Linked DNA regions of Mus musculus: region 2 is linked to region 1. A link is a loop called in an ENCODE intact Hi-C map of the cell type or tissue named here. Cell type or tissue: left cerebral cortex. All regions are shown on one strand. Each heading gives the region's core, and the rest is flanking DNA. Links, peaks and the distances in the headings are about the cores only. Region 1 holds the start of C230035I16Rik (RIKEN cDNA C230035I16 gene). Region 2 holds the start of Zfp184 (zinc finger protein 184 (Kruppel-like)).

The links. Peaks named below come from ENCODE experiments on the same cell type or tissue, not always from the same donor. Only the 100,000 strongest peaks of a DNase experiment are listed, where the experiment ranks them.
Region 2: it touches region 1 in a loop (2.0-fold over the local background); 23 of 42 quality-filtered maps call a loop at or near these places.

What each region holds. Positions count from the first base shown.
Region 1 is chr13:23,429,139-23,437,472 of GRCm38, forward strand. C230035I16Rik (RIKEN cDNA C230035I16 gene) reads right to left here and starts at 1,879. Exons shown (of 4, transcript NR_015492.1): 1 at 1,572-1,879; 2 at 1,091-1,214. n-TAagc13 (a tRNA gene) reads left to right here and starts at 2,274; the gene lies at 2,274-2,346. n-TYgta7 (a tRNA gene) reads right to left here and starts at 3,939; the gene lies at 3,852-3,939. Gm40833 (a long non-coding RNA gene) reads right to left here and starts at 5,534. Exons shown (of 3, transcript XR_873170.2): 1 at 5,283-5,534; 2 at 4,493-4,550; 3 at 4,158-4,392. It also overlaps n-TKctt11 and n-TPagg3. In left cerebral cortex, for the core only: CTCF peaks have their summits at 1,861 and 3,571; DNase peaks (open chromatin) are centred at 1,825, 2,336, 3,602, 3,927 and 4 more places; H3K4me3 peaks cover 5,228 bases; H3K27ac peaks cover 1,226 bases.
Region 2 is chr13:21,940,311-21,948,644 of GRCm38, forward strand. Zfp184 (zinc finger protein 184 (Kruppel-like)) reads left to right here and starts at 4,784. Exons shown (of 6, transcript NM_183014.1): 1 at 4,784-4,889; 2 at 5,246-5,489; 3 at 6,693-6,760. The coding sequence starts at 5,483. n-TSaga8 (a tRNA gene) reads right to left here and starts at 685; the gene lies at 604-685. n-TDgtc12 (a tRNA gene) reads right to left here and starts at 80; the gene lies at 9-80. In left cerebral cortex, for the core only: a CTCF peak has its summit at 5,019; DNase peaks (open chromatin) are centred at 622, 920, 4,701 and 4,864; H3K4me3 peaks cover 2,852 bases; H3K27ac peaks cover 1,281 bases.

The DNA.
Region 1 (8,334 bases), core at 53-8,052:
CCTCCTTTCTCTTAGATTTATCTAGATTTGCTAGATAAATGATATGGTTACATCAAGTACAAGACCACCAGGGAAGCCAGTTGTGGGTTGTAGACAGCCATGGCCAGTGTATTTTGGTGCTTGGGTATTTCTTCCTGAAAGTCAGGATGTGGCACCATTTAGCAAATGCCGAAACTTCAGTGTGAATTTTAAGATATTCCTCATCTTCGACCACAACTGAGCATTTGGGAAGTTAACAACCAGTCCAGTATTACTGGAACCCAAAAATTTGTTCCTGCTGGAAACCTCTTACAGCGAGTGTAGTCACACAGCAGATGGATCTGAGCCTTGGAAATGGGCTAGTCTTTTGATCCTGTTCCATGCCTACACTTCTCAGTCATTTGAAGGATAAATAGAGGTCAGATTGGGCAGATTCTGTCTGATAAGAAGGAAGAATCTAGACAGTGGTGAGTGTCAGCTCAAGTCTGACTATAAGAGGAATAACAGTGGGTTTCGTTATACAATTTCAGCATGTGAAATTTAAAATCTCTTATGTGGAGGGAGTTTCTTCCCACAGAAAACCATTCTCTTTTTGTCAACCCTGACTGTAATAAATAAGCAAAAGAGAAAAGCTAGTGTTGCGGGTGGTCTAAAGTCCCTGGAAAGACCTCGTATGGGCTTTTTGCACAGTTCAGAGACATGGGGTCAAATTTCGGGATGTGTGTTTCTTTTTCTTTTATTTCCTTTCCCTATTTGTTTATTCATTTATTTCTTCATATTTACAGGACTTGTTTTCTAGCTCTGACTAGCTGGTATTCATGAAGCTATCCAGGCAGGCCTCCAACTCACCCCCACCACCCACCCCCGCTGCTGAGATACACCACCCCACAGCTGGCTCTAGAATCACTGACTTAAATGTTTCACTTTCTCTCTTTTAGTTCTAATTATCTTGCTCCGATTTTATTGAGTTTTAAAGAAATAAACATTAAGCCCACAAGCAGAAGTCTTTTTGACGAACTTTCAAAAGAAGAGGCAATTGGACTTGTGCTTGTCTGCTCGAGACCTCACCACAGCCTTATCTGGAACCTGGAACGGGAACCTGGAACCACACCTGATACTGGCACTCCGTAAATCCAAAAGGAAAAGGACAAGTTTGCATTCTCCCTTTTTGCAAATTTTTTTTTAGGCCAAAATCATATATGTATCCACTTCTAATCGAAGGTAATGGAACGTTTCTGAAAGAAAGCAGAAGGATCATGACTCCGGGGTCATCTTCAACTACACAGTGAATTTCGGGCCATGGCTCTACCTCAACAAAATTACCAGTTTCTCGATATTTTCTTTGGAAAAATTAATTTTGAAACTCCTCGAAACAGTGCCTGCAGGGAAGAGAAATTAACCAGGACAGACCCTTTCACTTTTGGCCATGTGGCCTCCGGCAGTGATTTTAAAAAAAGAAGAAAAAAAGAAAGGAAGGAAGAGAAGAAAGGAAAGAGAAAGAAAGAGAAAGGAAAAAAAGGAAAAGAAAAAGAAAAAAAGAAAAAGAAAAAGAAAAAGAAAAAAGGAAGAAAACAGCCAGACAAAGGACTGACCTTGATGAGCGAGCCTTCTGGAGCCGTAGAGACCAAAGAATCGATTTCTGGATACTGTCGTAAAAGTTAGAGGACCTGAGGGATGTGAGGATTGGTGCAGACCAAGGAGTGAGTCAAAGTCGAGCCCAGGGAACTAGATTGCTTTTCTCGGCCGAATGTTTAATTCCCATCTGGCATCTGGATTCTGTGCACAAGGTCCCAGCACCGTTGTTTCCGTGCTCTCCGCGTCCTGGTCCATTTGTACGCACCCCTGTGCGATTCCCAGAACTGGCGGTACCGTCTTTCATTTATAGAGGGCGCAAGTAACCCCGGGACTGTTCCGTGACAACCAAGCCACAATCTCACTTTTTGCTATGTAAAACAAGATGGCCTCAAAGAGGGGGCAATTCTCCTGCCTTAGGACTTCTTTCTTCCCCTTCCCTGCAGTTCTGGGATTATAAAACACCAACCCTAACTCAGGAAACTCTTTCTTAAATACTCCATTTTACTTTCTCCACTTCAGTTTTTATCATCTTGTTCGGATTTTATTAGACATAAAAAAAATCATATCAACAAACACACTAACACCCCCTCCACCCCACCCCCACCCCCACCCCACTCCCACTCCCACAATTTCTGTTTGATGAGCTGAAAATAACAGCGAGCATTGAATTACATCCAGTTATCAAAAGGGAGTAAGGTAGCAGCCACTTACCATCAGAAGGGGAATTAGCTCAAATGGTAGAGCGCTCGCTTAGCATGCGAGAGGTAGCGGGATCGATGCCCGCATTCTCCAGTTTTGCATTTATGCCTGTTTCTTTTCCCATCATACCCTGCTAGAACAAGAACAACCAAATCCGTTACTTCTAACCTCTATAGTTAAATTTCAGAAGTTCTCTCAGCAACCCGGAAGGGCCTAGTTCCTACCACACACTGTTCTCCAGGAAATGGCTTGGAGCTCTGGAGTTGGTATTTCCTGTTTTCCTATCAAGTTCTCACAGCTTTCCCTTTGTTAACGCGCAAACGCGTTCCCTTTGTTGAGACAGGGAAGCGTATATAGCGGTGTTTGGATCTAGGTCGTTTGCTTTTTTTGTTTCAGTTCAGTTACCGGCACTGGAATATCCCGGAATACAGCCCAAGATATGGAAAGAAATGTAGGACCAGCTCTTGTGGGTTGGAACTTACTGTGCCTTGCAGAAACGCCTAGTCCAGGACTATCTAATATATTTTATATCCGAGGCCCAAACGTTATCTTTAAAGAAAAAAATTGAACTATTTTCTATCTTTCTGAAAATTATTTGCTTAGAGAAAAGTTCTGACACATGGGATGGAAGGTACAAGAAATTGCAAGCACAAAAACCCTTGTACAACTTTCGATATGTTGAACTGAAATCTTTGTCAATTACTTTGTCTTACTTAATATTAATCTCTCATTGACACGATTCTACAGGTAACTGATTTTGAGAGCAGGAGTAACGCAGTTTAAAAGGATTAGCACAAAATTAGCAAATATGCGCTACTGATAGGTGAGATTTTCTTTCTTTTTTTTTCTTTTCTTTTTTTATTTTTCGAGACAGGGTTTCTCTGTATTTTCTTTGAACTAAATCTCCTCTTGCATTTCTCCCCTAAAACTGCCATTCCGTTTCCAGCAATGCCATTTGTTTTGTTTTGTTTTGTTTTGTTTTGTTTGTTTTTTAAGAGAAACGCTCTAGCAGCGTTTTAAAGCCCTTGCAGCACATTAAAATCGCCTGTATAACTTTTTAAATTCGCATCCCCTAGGTTGTAAAATGTCTCCAGGTCATTCTGATTTACACCAATTTCCCCCCAGACTCTTGAAACAAAACCATCGTAACATAGTTAAACCAAAAGCTTGAAGGAACAGGATTTTCCTCCTGCCGTGAGGTGATAGGAAGATGCCTACTGAGAAACTTGAGCCTGAGGTCCAGCTGCTGAGAACGCTCTGACTACTGGAGGGCGCGCGTGCCCCACCGATTAACCACAGGACCTGTATTCACTCTCGGCCACTGGGCGGGTTCAGGAGCACACCCGGCCCCAAACCTCGTGTCTACAGGTCGTCGCCGGCCCCTTTATTCCAGGGCACAAGGATCTCCAGGGGTGGGGTTATGTGATCTATGACGTCAAAGCCTGCTTGGAAGTATTAAAAACTATTACAGAGAACAAATTATAAAATCTACAGTCACTACTTTGCACATCGAGAGTAGTATTGAGGTCAGTCAAATACGAAAAGTCCCGCTCAATTCTTTCGGAAACGAGCTCCCAGACGCTAAAAAAAACAAGGGTTCCTTCGAGCCGGATTCGAACCAGCGACCTAAGGATTTCTAGAACAATGACCTACAGTCCTCCGCTCTACCAACTGAGCTATCGAAGGATCCACGTGTACTTGCTTCCCTACTTGGGATGCCATCTCTGCGTGATGGTTAGAGTTGTATCAATCATTGTGCAAGTAACAGCTGCCTCTTACTTTTTAGTTTGCATTTATTCATTCTCTTATTTTATTTCAGTATCTCTTCAGAGCCAAATTTCTGTGACTTGGCCCCTGAAGAAAACGGAAGTTTGAAAACCAAGGAAACAGAAGCAAAATTATTAAGGGCTTTGAGAGGACCAACTTTTATTGCGAATTTAAACAGCTCGTTTGCCCCTGTTTGTCAGCAAGATTTGAGACATGTTAGTCTGTAGTTGCAGCAAAATTCTATGGTTGGTCCGGATGTGGTTGAATACACTTTTAATCCCAAAGCCAGGGAGTCGGGAGCAGTGAGATCTTAGTGAACTCCAGCCACAGCCTGTTCCACATAGTGAGTTTAGGGCCAGCCAAAGTAAAAGCCTGTGTAAACAAACAAACAAACAAACAAACAAGCAAAGGTGAGAAAGGATAGAATAAGATAAAGATGAATAAAAATAAGACTATGGGAGGAGAAACATACCAAAACGTCCTTTAACTGACATTGGTCTTTGTCGATTAACAAGGAGACCACATTAGCTCTTAATTAAAAAAAAAAAAAAAAAAAGACTGTCAAGATGAAATTAATATAGTTTTAAATTATCAGTCTCCATGCTGGGTTCAAGTAGGATTCAAATGCAAATTAATTTGATGGTATTAGAATTCCTTTCGGCTTCCCTGAGTTCATGAGGAACTCCAAATGACTCTTACTCTTCCTTACTCACGACAGACACATCGGACATCAGAAATCTGTCTTATTATTCTTCAGAGCCTACTAAAGATCGTTGTGTTGCTGTACATTGGAGTCACACACATAGGCAAACAATCCCCCACCAGTGGACTAGCAGTGTCCACTCCCCTGTAGTACAATGAAAGAGTTCTCTGCTATTGTTCAGTGTTTGTGGGATTTTGTTGTTCTGTTTGTTTCCCTGAGCAAGAATAAAAAGCAGACTATTAATCACTTAGTTGAGGACTAACCTCTTCATGTCTTCAAGAAATATCGGAGTAAATTGAATATAACATTCTCTTTCCCAACCCCAGCTGACTGAATGGGTTATCTTATTTTAGCTTATTACAGATGTATTTAATATTGTCCATTTTGTTCAAATGTACTTTCACAGGCTCAATTCCATGATTGTTAATCTAAAAGGAGAACTTGCAAAAATAATAAATACATTCTTGAAAGAATACTCCTCCTCCCCCCCCTCTTCTTCCTCCTCCTCGGCTTCGCATTATTCACCAAAGCATAAATTGAAGGGTGACCCCACTGTTACCACTTGTAGATGAATGCAGGCCCCTGATCAACAGCCCTGTCCTCCATGAGACTCCTGTGGAGCGACTTGAGTGGAAATCCATTTTCTGTTTTGTGTAACTTTGTAGTTTGTGCTCCTCAATCCGGAAGACTTTCCAAGAGGTCGCACCCAACCCAATTACATCCCGCAAGGAGGCTCTCTTGAACTGTGGTCCGAGGTGGCTGAGGACCTTCATTACATGCTGCTGTTCCTTTCCGTGTCCTCTCTGCTGCCTGCTCAGGTAACTTGAGCAAAGGATTTCCTGTTTCCTTCATGTAAGGCCCAGTCCGTCCTGCAAACTGCAACTAAGTCCCTGAGCCTCTGTATCCTTTTTGTGTCTCTTAAAGAGCCAAGGCTTTCTAAAATATACACTTACTTGCACAGATAGATCAAAAGCTGTGCCTGAACAGGCTAAATTGATCATTGATTGTCTCGACTGGGTCCTTCACCCAGAACCTTGATAAATTCAGAAGTATTCTTATGCCTATATAATCCTGTCGGCAGACTCTCAGATAACTGCTTTCTGATATTTATTTATTTATTTATTTATTTATTTAGGTCATAACAATCTCTCACCAAAAAGTGTGCAAACTGCCTACAGATGACCTGTTCCTAGGAAAGCTCACGTAAGATTTTTTTAAAGTCAATTCAGTAACATTTGCTAAGTATGTAATGGTGTCCGTGTTAAACGGCTTAGTTGAAAGCCTTAGGTTAGGTTAAACTTAAAAGCCTTAAACTTAGTTTAAACCCACTGTTGATGTTTGGTTCCCAGTTTCAACATCACCAAATCTAGGAAGTCCATCCTGATATTTTACATTATATGAATTTGTTTTCCAGACTTGAGGAATTCATATGCCAGTTTTGAACAAGTAGCATATGAATTGTTTTTGTTCTGGGGATTAGCTGGAATTTGGAATGACAGGACATATAAAATGGAGAGACAGTAACATCCGGTTTCTTAGGTAAAGGAAAGAGGAAGGTGTGGATGGGAGAGGGCAGGGAGGATGAGTACACTTGGGGGGCGGGGGAGAGATTTTTAAATGCGATCTCCATTGCCTCCTGGCAGATAATAATAAGGTGCTGAGGGCTCTCAGGTTTTCAAAATGATGCAACTGTCGCCTTCTAATCCCCTTTGTTTTGATTATATACTTTGGGCATGAAGTTGGTCTTTCCAATTTTGAAAACAATTGAAAAATGCAACTAGACCCCACAGTTATATTTCTTGCCACAAGTTTATGAAGTCGACATCTCATCTTAATGAGAATTAAAATCTACCAGGCAATCCTGACGGACACGCCGATCCGATGGGTTACCTCTGCTCTGCAGTGAATCAACATCTGTCAACAGAAGCCTCCTCAAAGCGGTTGTCTGCGCTATTATTGTCCCTTCAGTTCCGCTCTTAACACAACGAGCAAGACAGCCGGGAGAACTGACAGGTTGTGGGAACAGCAGCAGAAAGCCTCAGTGGGTCACAGGAAGGGAGAGCCCTGGATGATAAGTGATGGCAACATCACTTGTCAGGAGCTCTGGAAAAGCCGTAAGTGAACCAGGAAACATTTTGTAGTTTATCAAGAAGAGAGAGAGGAAGAGGAGAAAAGGAAAGGAGAGGGGAGGTAAAAGAAGGGAGGACGAAGAAGAAAGAGAGCCGAAAACAGAAAGAGAAATGAAGAGAGGGGAAAAGGGAAAGAAATAGGGACATCAGTGGATGAGAATAGAAGCAGGAAAATGTAGAGCACAGGGTAATAATTCCCAGCTAAACTTTTATTATTAGAGTACCATCTTTTCTTACCTAGAAAACTAATATGAACAACTAAACAAAATCTAAAATCATGCCTTATGACAAACTTGGGGGTGGGTAATACTTATTCTCCTATTGTAGTGGAGAAAAGAGTTGCACATGTGCCCGGCTAGCTCAGTCGGTAGAGCATGAGACTCTTAATCTCAGGGTCGTGGGTTCGAGCCCCACGTTGGGCGCAAATTAACTTTTTTTTTTTTTTTTTTGGTAACAGTTCAATTTTATATTATTAAATTAATCACTATCAAAAATGATTTTAGAGCTTACGTAACTTTTTAAAAAATCAATTTTAATTACGGCATTACAGCGAGCACCTATGTTGCATCATATATCTGTACATCTTTTGCAGAATTTAGTACCCTCTTGGCGCAAAGCTCTCTGGTCTAGAGAGACTGGAGGGAAAAATGAAAGTCAAATCTGAAAACGACTGGTTCAAGTTGCAAATTGAAACCAAATGCATAGAAAGAACACTTAGCTGCGAAAGAAAGGAAGAAAGGAAGGAAGGAAGGAAGGAAGGAAGGAAGGAAGGAAGGAAGGAAGAAAGAAAGAAAGAAAGAAAGAAAGAAAGAAAGAAAGAAAGAAAGAAAGAGAAAAGGGAAAAGAAAAGGGAAAAGAAAAGAAAAGGGAAAAGAAAAGGGAAAAGAAAAGAAAAGAAAAGAAAAGAAAAGAAAAGAAAAGAAAAGAAAAGGAAAGAAAAAAGTTGTCAATCATTAATTTTGAACCTTCGAAAATTCGGTGACAGGAAACACGATAAAAACTTGGGCTCGTCCGGGATTTGAACCCGGGACCTCTCGCACCCTAAGCGAGAATCATACCCCTAGACCAACGAGCCAGATGTAAACTTTGTTTCTTCGTTTTCTTAATCATTTAACCAATTCTTTTTTAATAGCTATTTGATAAATGTTTAGTAAATATAATTTATATTGTTTCTAATCTCGGGTTTGTTTGGTCTTTCAGTCCTTTAAGCCACATTACTTGACTCTCTTAAGGACCATATAAACATCTCTTGACCCACCCTTGTTAGAGAAACAAACGTGCCGTTTATTAAAAATACAGAAAACAAAATTTCTTCTCAGATTTACTTCGTCGGTGCCTGGAACCGCAACCCAAAAGGCCCAATTTCTGAGCAAGTCCGAAACGAAAACACAGATATCATTGGGAGGCTAAAGGAGAACCCGCCTGCACCGGCCCCAAACCCACTTGAACCTGAGGAGTTGAATAAACAGAAAAAGATCAGCT
Region 2 (8,334 bases), core at 302-8,301, 1.5 Mb before region 1:
AGATCACTCTCCCCGTCGGGGAATCGAACCCCGGTCTCCCGCGTGACAGGCGGGGATACTCACCACTATACTAACGAGGATGAGGCAGTGCAAGTAGTTCAGGGACAGTACTGGAAGTTTCTGAAGTTCCCTTAGCCTCTGAGTACAGTATTGTTTCCGGTATTTATTATATGCCATGTGACCGGCGCCCAAGCCTGGAATTGCTTCGTTCGCTGCCAAGTCAACGATCGCTGCGCCTGCGTGATGGGTCGGCTGGCTCTGAGAGTATTCGATAGGAATAGGAAAGGCCAAAGAAAAAGAAAAAAAAGTCCTTGTTTCAGCCTTTGTTGTGCACTAGTTCCTATCCTAAAATGAAATTATAAACCGTGCAGTACCTGAAGCTTCTAACCAAACATGTAAGACAGGAAATAAAGACTAGACCAGAATGTGAGCTTCACCGAAAAGAGACTGCGGCGAAGGTGCAGCATTAAAAAAAAAAAAAAAGAAAGAAAATGGAAGTGAACCTCATGATACACTAGCCAGACCTGAAATACATCGCCAGACCTGGAAATCCTCTTAATAGAGATCAGTGTAGATGCAACAAGTTTGAGATTTAAAAGAGCCCGTAGTCGGCAGGATTCGAACCTGCGCGGGGAGACCCCAATGGATTTCTAGTCCATCGCCTTAACCACTCGGCCACGACTACATGAATAGAGCTATATCTTAAAATCTATGAAGGTAAATTTCAGTAGCTGAAAGATTGAAAAAAAAAAAAAAAAAGCAAAGGGCTGCCAGATTTGCAAGGCTCTAAAAGCCCAAAAAGGAACAGAATCTTGTGCTGTGTAAGGGAAAATACGGAAGGCTGAAGTCTCTGTCCAGCCTCGTAATGGAGAGTGAAAGTGTCCTAGGACAGCATCTTCCGACGACTGGAGGCTTCAATTCCCTCACCAGAACCCAGACGACCTCACAATGAAGTACTGTCAGGCCGCGGGTGGTGGCTCATTCCTGTGTCCCAGCACTGATACTGAGACAAGGCAATTGTCAGCTTGGGACTAACTTGGCTATATGGTGTACATATATATTTCGTCTTAACAAAAATAAAGCGTACCTTTCGTTACCCCAGCCCTAGATACTGCTTTTCTTCTGACTCATTAATCAAACATTGATTTTAATTTATTTATTTTACTTTTAAATTTTAATTTATTTTCAGAAAACATTAAAAGTGTGTTTTCAGTAAAGACAAGCCCAACACAAAACTAACATTATCAATTAATTGCATTAAAGAATGATAAACAGTGACCTGCCTGAGGGAGAATTGGTTCTCTCAACTGTTTCTTGGGAATCTCAGCTAAATATTTAAGCTCATTAAATAACAAATTCTATTTTCCATCCAACAGTATACCGCAGTTAACCAAATGCCTGTTACTTTATCAAATGGATCACCATTCCCTTAGCGTCTAGTTATCTGTTCTCCATTTCTAACCTTAAGAAACACCTTTAGCATTCATATATTTCTATATTAAAAGACTTGGGGAGAGGAGGACAATTTTAGATTTATCGGGGGAAAAATCAGTGAAAATTAGTTTCAGTATACTTCATCTCTCCTCTTTCCCCAATTTTCCTACTGCTAACATCTTGTATTCCATTAGTAATTTGTTATCATGATAAGCCAATAATGGTTAAGTTATTATTAATACCATAGTTCACACTAGGGCTTGCTCAGTGATGTACATTCTTTGGGGTTTGACAAATCTGTGTATTTATATGTTTCACTGCCCACCAAGTCCCCTTTGCTCAAAGTATCCCCCAATCCCTGACAGAAGGTGATTTTTACTTGTTCTTTATACAGTGCTATATAGATGGAATCATCCAGTATGCAGCCTTTGTCAGATTGACTCATTTTACTCAGTAATATTCACTTAGTGCCCGGCCCTGTAATTTTTTTCTTATATTGTCGTAATCCATTTCTGTTAATTGCTGAATAACAATCCACTAACCATATACCCAACAATTTGTTCATGCTTGTACTGTTATTACAGACATACACAAGTATTCTTTGGGTGTCAGCTTTTTACTCATTTGAAGAAATACTAGCCGGGCGTGGTAGGCGGATTTCTGAGTTCGAGGCCAGCCTGGTCTACAAAATGAGTTCCAGGACAGCCAGAGCTATACAGAGAAACCCTGTCTCAACCCCCCCCCCCCCAAAAAAAAAACCTAATCGGTGAGGATTACTGAATGGAAGCTAAGAGCATGAATAGTTTTATAAGAATGGCTATACCATCCTCCAGAACGGTGTATTGCTTGCATCTTTGCTGTAGGTTCAGGAGAGCTCCTTTTGTTCTACATCCTTTTCAGTGTTTGGTGTCACTGTCCTAATTCTAGATCATTGGTAAGGAGTATGCCGGTGTGATTTTATTTTAATACACATTTCCCTGACACTAAGATGTAGAGTGCTGTTCATATTTCTGTATTCTGTAAATATCATCTTTGGTGAGGTGTTAAAAGTTTTGAGGTTTGGCCTATTTTCTAAATTGGATGGTTTATTGAGCATTGTTAAGAATATTATTAAAATAACAGTTTATTTTGCTGCTGGATTTTAAAACCAGGACTAAGCAAAAACTACCACTGAACCACCTGTTCCTCTACTTCTAAAAGCTCTTTTTATATTTTTGGTACAAATACTTTAATAGGCAAGTGTTTTTTTGTACCTGGTCTTTGCTACTTTGCTACTTGTGGACTCTTCTTTTTCCCACCCTTTATTCCCTTGGTTTCATCCCCTATCACTGGATAGGAGAGAAAGAAGGAAAGAGAGGGGGGGGGAAGGGGAAGGGAGAAGGAGAGGGGGAGGGGGAGAGGGAGAGATCTGAATCTATTTTTTTTCTTATTTCTTCTTGAGCATGACTAACAAACTACAACCAATCTGAATGACCACCAACCACCAACCCCACCTCTCAGTGCCCTAGCGTTTGAAAGGTTCCTAAAATCCCAAACGTCACATAGTTGCAGAAACAATCTGCAGCTGGCAAAACCATGCCTCTGCTAGAGCATGAGGTAAATCATAATCAACTGCTTTGGACAGTCTGAAGCAGCCTCGTAATCCCACACCTGGGATTAAAACTAGAACACATTCTTATATTTCTTAAAAAAAAAAAAAAAAAAAAAAACAAAAAAACAACCAAAATTCCAAAATTGTCATTACAGTTTTCAAATATCTCCCAGTCTGGATTTTTCAGTGTAGTAAACAGACATGTGGTTGACTGTCCTAACCATGAGAATATATGAAAGATGACTGTAGCTGTTTCCCATGCACCTCACTTCCATCTGAGTCATCACTAGAATCTAATGTCTATATAGCATCCATTTTTTAAAGGCATTTGAGACTTTTTAAAAAATAATTTATTTATTATATGTAAGTACATTGTAGCTGTCTTTAGACACCAGAAAAGGGCCTCATATGTTACTACAGATGGTTGTGAGCCACCATGTGGTTGCTGGGATTTGAACTCAGGACCTCCTGAAAAGCTGTTAGTGCTCTTACCCGCTGAGCTATCTCACCATCCCCAGCATCCATCTTTTAAGAATAATTTAGTTTAAATGCTATAACTCAGTAATTCTTCTAGCTTCTACTCATAATCAAATTTCAAAGTCACTTTCATGTGTCCAGGCATTTATTTCAACAGAGCCCCATTCCCAGAACCAAAACCTGTGAGGTGCTCCTAGCCAGCAAACAGAAAAGCTAGTGTTAGAAGTCTGGTCCTAAGCATGCAGTCTTCTATAAATTCTAGTTCCAAGGGCTCCTACATCCTTTTCTGGACACCAAAGCATGTCCCTTCACATATGCCCACAAACAGACACATAAAATCAATTAAAAAAAAAAAACTAAACATGATTGCTGTTTGCATTCTCTTTTTTATCGAATGTCTTGTTGCAACCATTTCTCTAAATATCATCCCCTTTCCTTAAAGTTTTCATGTGTAGCATTATCATTTCCAGGTCTGGTGCTCTCAGCTAAGGAGGGGAGCCACTTTAGCCCTTCTGTCAAATAACTGGGGAGGAACAGAAGCCCTTAGATGAGTGGGCCACATCTTTGAAACATAAAAACCTATTTGTTGCAATCTTCTGTGTTCGTCTAGAGCACTAATGGATATGCTTTAAGTGCTAGGCAAGGAAACGTGCAGTATGTAAAATACTGTACCATCACCTTCTCCCGGCTTCTTTAGTATTTAAAAAAAAAATGAGAGTCGTTTTTCGAAGACATGAAAACGAAAAAATATTTTCAAAACGACAAATACCATATAAATGAGAATGCAGACCAACCAGGTAATAAAAGTAGGGTTGAACGATGAAATGTACGCTTGCATTTTGAAATTCTCTGTGAGGGGAGGTCAGATCCTTAGGAGGTGGAGAAGGTGGATCAGGATTTCAAGGCCAGCCACATGTATATAGCAAGTTCGAGACCAGCCTGAGGGGCATGGTACTGCCCCCAACATCTCCGCCCAAAACCCTGAGGGTGTGTGAATATTGGTTACAAACGCTATATATGGCCACCTCTGCTCACAATCCAAATCACTGGACACAAACGGTAGGCAGGTTCAACCTCCCGAGCCACCAGGAGGGACTGCAGCATTTGTGGAAACCTGGGAAAAGTAATTCAGAAACACTGCGCGTTGCATTCTGGGAATTGTGGTCCTTTGTGTTCCCCGGTGAGGCGCTCCTGTGTGTTGCGGGGAGGGGGAAACCAAGGGAAAGGGTCTACGCGACCGGAAGTGACCGCTAAGCCGACTGTGGGCGTGGAAAGGGGTGGGCGTTTGGCTCGTCCCACGGCGTAAACTCACAGCCTGAGTTTTGATGACCATCCCAGGTCATCTGGATCCAGGATCCTTGGAGTGCGTCACAAGACTGGAGTCCAGGTATCACCATGGCAACCACCAGCGCCTTGGGTGTGTGACGTCACCTTGCGGGCTCGCGTAGTGCGGCATGCGCGGGAGGAAGCCGGGGAGTCAGGGAAGGGGGCGCGCCTCCCCTCGGCGTTGCCGGGGACCGCGGGTTCCCCAAGGCTTTGTTCCTTTGTTCTGGGCCGGGCCAGCAAAATGCGGAGCAGCCCGCCTTTCTGGTGTGCCCCGCAACAGGTGTGTCTGGCCGCCTGGGAAAGTGGGAGATCGCAGACCCTGTGGAGGGCGGGTGGCCAAGACTAGGTGGGCGCCCAGAGTCTCTACTGCAGCGAGGCAGAGCTGTTCGCTCCCTATTCACTTTTTGTTTCTTGTAGCAATCCAAACTTCCCCTGTGCACGTCCGATCTTGGACAGGACCTCTTGGCTACTCTGTACGAGTCTGAGGTGCGACTGTAAGACGCGTGCTGCAGAGTGTATCCTGTGCCTGGTAGGCCAGTCTCGTAGAGCATAAGACACCTACTCTGGAAGGAGAGCGGGACATCCAAGTCCCAAACTGAAGCTGCCCAGGTATCCACGTGTCCAAGTTCTAGCGGAAGACGTAGAGCTCCTGGGATGGCAGGTAATGGCAATGGCCAGGGCAGAGAGGACTGGTGTATGGCGAACTGAGAGGTGGGAGGAAGAAGTAATGTGGCCAGGGGTAAAGAAACCTAATTACATCATCGAAAGAGGCTTGAAAGAATTAATTCTGAGTTCTGGACATCAGAATTTGAAAAGGAACAACAGTTCAGAATATCTGATCCTCTTGACATTTCTCTTTTATTACATTTCCGAATAGAAAACTTTAGTCAGAAAAAAAAAGGTGTTTTAACTTATTGCAAAGATTAGTTTTGAAATATCTTGCAGAAAGCAATTTTTTCAAGCTTGTTCTGGTGCAAGTGTGTGTGTGGACTTAAACTCACCATTTGGGTGCAAATGTTTCCTTGTTTTTTAGTTCCTTTTACTAACAGTGCCTAGTCCTGTAACCTGTGTGTAGATCTTAAAAGCACCAGATACTGTCAGTAATTTTACAATGATGCCGTTACCTGTGAATTCAGCTGTTAGAACTCCTAAGTTCCCTGTCAAGCAGCCTAAGTCTCATTTCCTATGATAGGTCCATATAAGATCGCTAGACTTCTTTGAGTAGTCTTTTCCTAGTTAGCATATTTCTTACATTGCAATGCCTAAAACTAAACAGTTCTTTAAATGTCCTTTTAAAAATACCTAAGAGTATGATCTATTACTATCTTTCCCTTATCACATTTTTGTTAATTTTTTTAAAAAGATTTTGTTTTATGTGTATAAGTGTGTGCTTGCATGTCTTTACTTTCGTTAGGTATGGGAGAGTGTCACTGAATAAACTCACTGGGACCCACAAGGTTTTGCGTCCTTAGTGCTGGGATTAAAGGCATGCACTATTATACCCTACTGTTTACTCATGCTTTATGTGAAGCAGAGAGGACTCAGCAAGAGTGCCTTGCTTCATCAATGAGGACTTCACATTTCTCTGTATGAACCATGTGAAGTGTCAAGAGACAAAGATGAATATTAAGGCAGAGTTTGGTTTTTGTTGTTTGTGTGTTTGTTTGTTTGTTTGTTTGTTTCTGCTGAGCCTTCTCAGGATGGTACAGAGGCCTCAGTTGAACCTTTTAGGGGGTTGGGGGATTCTGACATATAAAGGAAGGGGAGACATAGTTGTTATTTCCAGGAAGAAAAGTAAAACATTTTTCTGGATTGCTGGCAGCAGCAGATCTGGTCATATTTAGCCTGGCCTCTTCCTTTTTAGGTCTGTCCTTTGCAGACTCTGCCAGTCTCCACGAGGGACGTCCCCTACTCCTACCATCTAGTTTTCGGGTAAGTTGAGATTTTCCCAAGTGCCATGTCCCTTCTCAGAATAATGTGTTTTTATTGTCAAGTATGTGGACTCCCAAATCATTGTTGGTGAGCTTTCTCTGGGCTCTCATCTGTCCTGTGATCTCACCTGGGTCCTGCTCGGCCTCAACAGCTTCAGCAGTCATTCACCACTTACCTCTTACCCAGTGCCTTGTAACACTGCTGGGGAGGGGGAGGAGGGAGAGGGAGGAGGGAGGAGGAGGAGGAGGAGGAGGAGAGGCAGCAGCAGCAGCACAGCATAAGTCTTTATTTGACAGTAAATTGGCCAATAAAAGTCAAAGCAGGAGGAGTACAAAGGTGAAGTGAGTGCTGCAGAACTTAGGGAATGGAGAGAGATGTATGGTTTGCAGAGGACAGAGAGTTACATGAAGGACGTAGAATTATATTCTCTCGAGGACAAGTGAGATTTGAATATTTGAGTAAGACGTGTGAGGAGCAGAGTGTAGGTGTGCAGATGAGCACTGGTAATAGTCACAGAATCAGAAAGATTTGGAGGAGATGGCTTACTTTGAAAACGTTAAAAAATAAAATAAAATTGAATGAGGTAAGACTATGAAAGAACTCAAATACTTAATGAGACGTGTGAAGGCTTTATTCTGTAGGTCACCTGTAGGAAAAATTTTCCATCGACCGTACTTAACCTTAAGATGTCTTTTTTCAGTTTTTCCCAATTTCAGCTTAAGTGCTGTTAGCATCACTTTGTTTTTTATCAAGGAATATTGTGATGATAAACTGCATGCATTTTAAACCACAGTGTCACTCCTCTGTATCCTGAGGAAGTGGTTTTAGGATCCCTAACAGCAAAATATGTGGATCCTCAATGTCCTTACACAAGATGGCACAGTGTCTGCATATAATCTATCCACATTCTCAGGTTACTTTAACCATCTCTAGACACATGGTAAATACTGTGCAAATACACTAGAAATTCTATACAGTTGTTCTACGTTGTTGTTTAGGGAATAGTGACAAGAATAATATCTGTGCATGTTCTTTGAATGTATTTTATCTACAGTTGATTGAATCCACAGATGGAGAGAGACAACTCCAATTGGATAAGTTTCAACATACATGAAGGTTCATAAAACAGTTGTCATGTTCCAGGTAGTGAGTGAACATATAGTCAGAGAACATACTTCTCCTGACTTGAATCTTTTTTCTTTTATTAAGATTTATTTTGGCTTTTGTTCAGAGAATGATCCATCTTATTAATGATCAGAGTGTACTGTAAAGGAATGTAAATTTGCTCACATTGGGTAAAGTACTCAATATATGTTAGTTTCCTATTATTGTAATTAATTATTTTAAGCTTAGTTTGCTCAAAAACATAAAGAGGCCAAAAATTCAAAGTGAAGCTGGGAGAAGCATAGGTCTTTAATCCTACCACTTGGGAGGCAGAGGCCTGCCAAGACTATAGCAAGACTTTCTCAAACAACCCCACAATGTAATCTTTAAACCAACAGGAATATTTGTTAATGTTGTAAAGGTATAACGATCTCTATTTATTTTTATTTATTGGCTAGTAGTTAAGCATG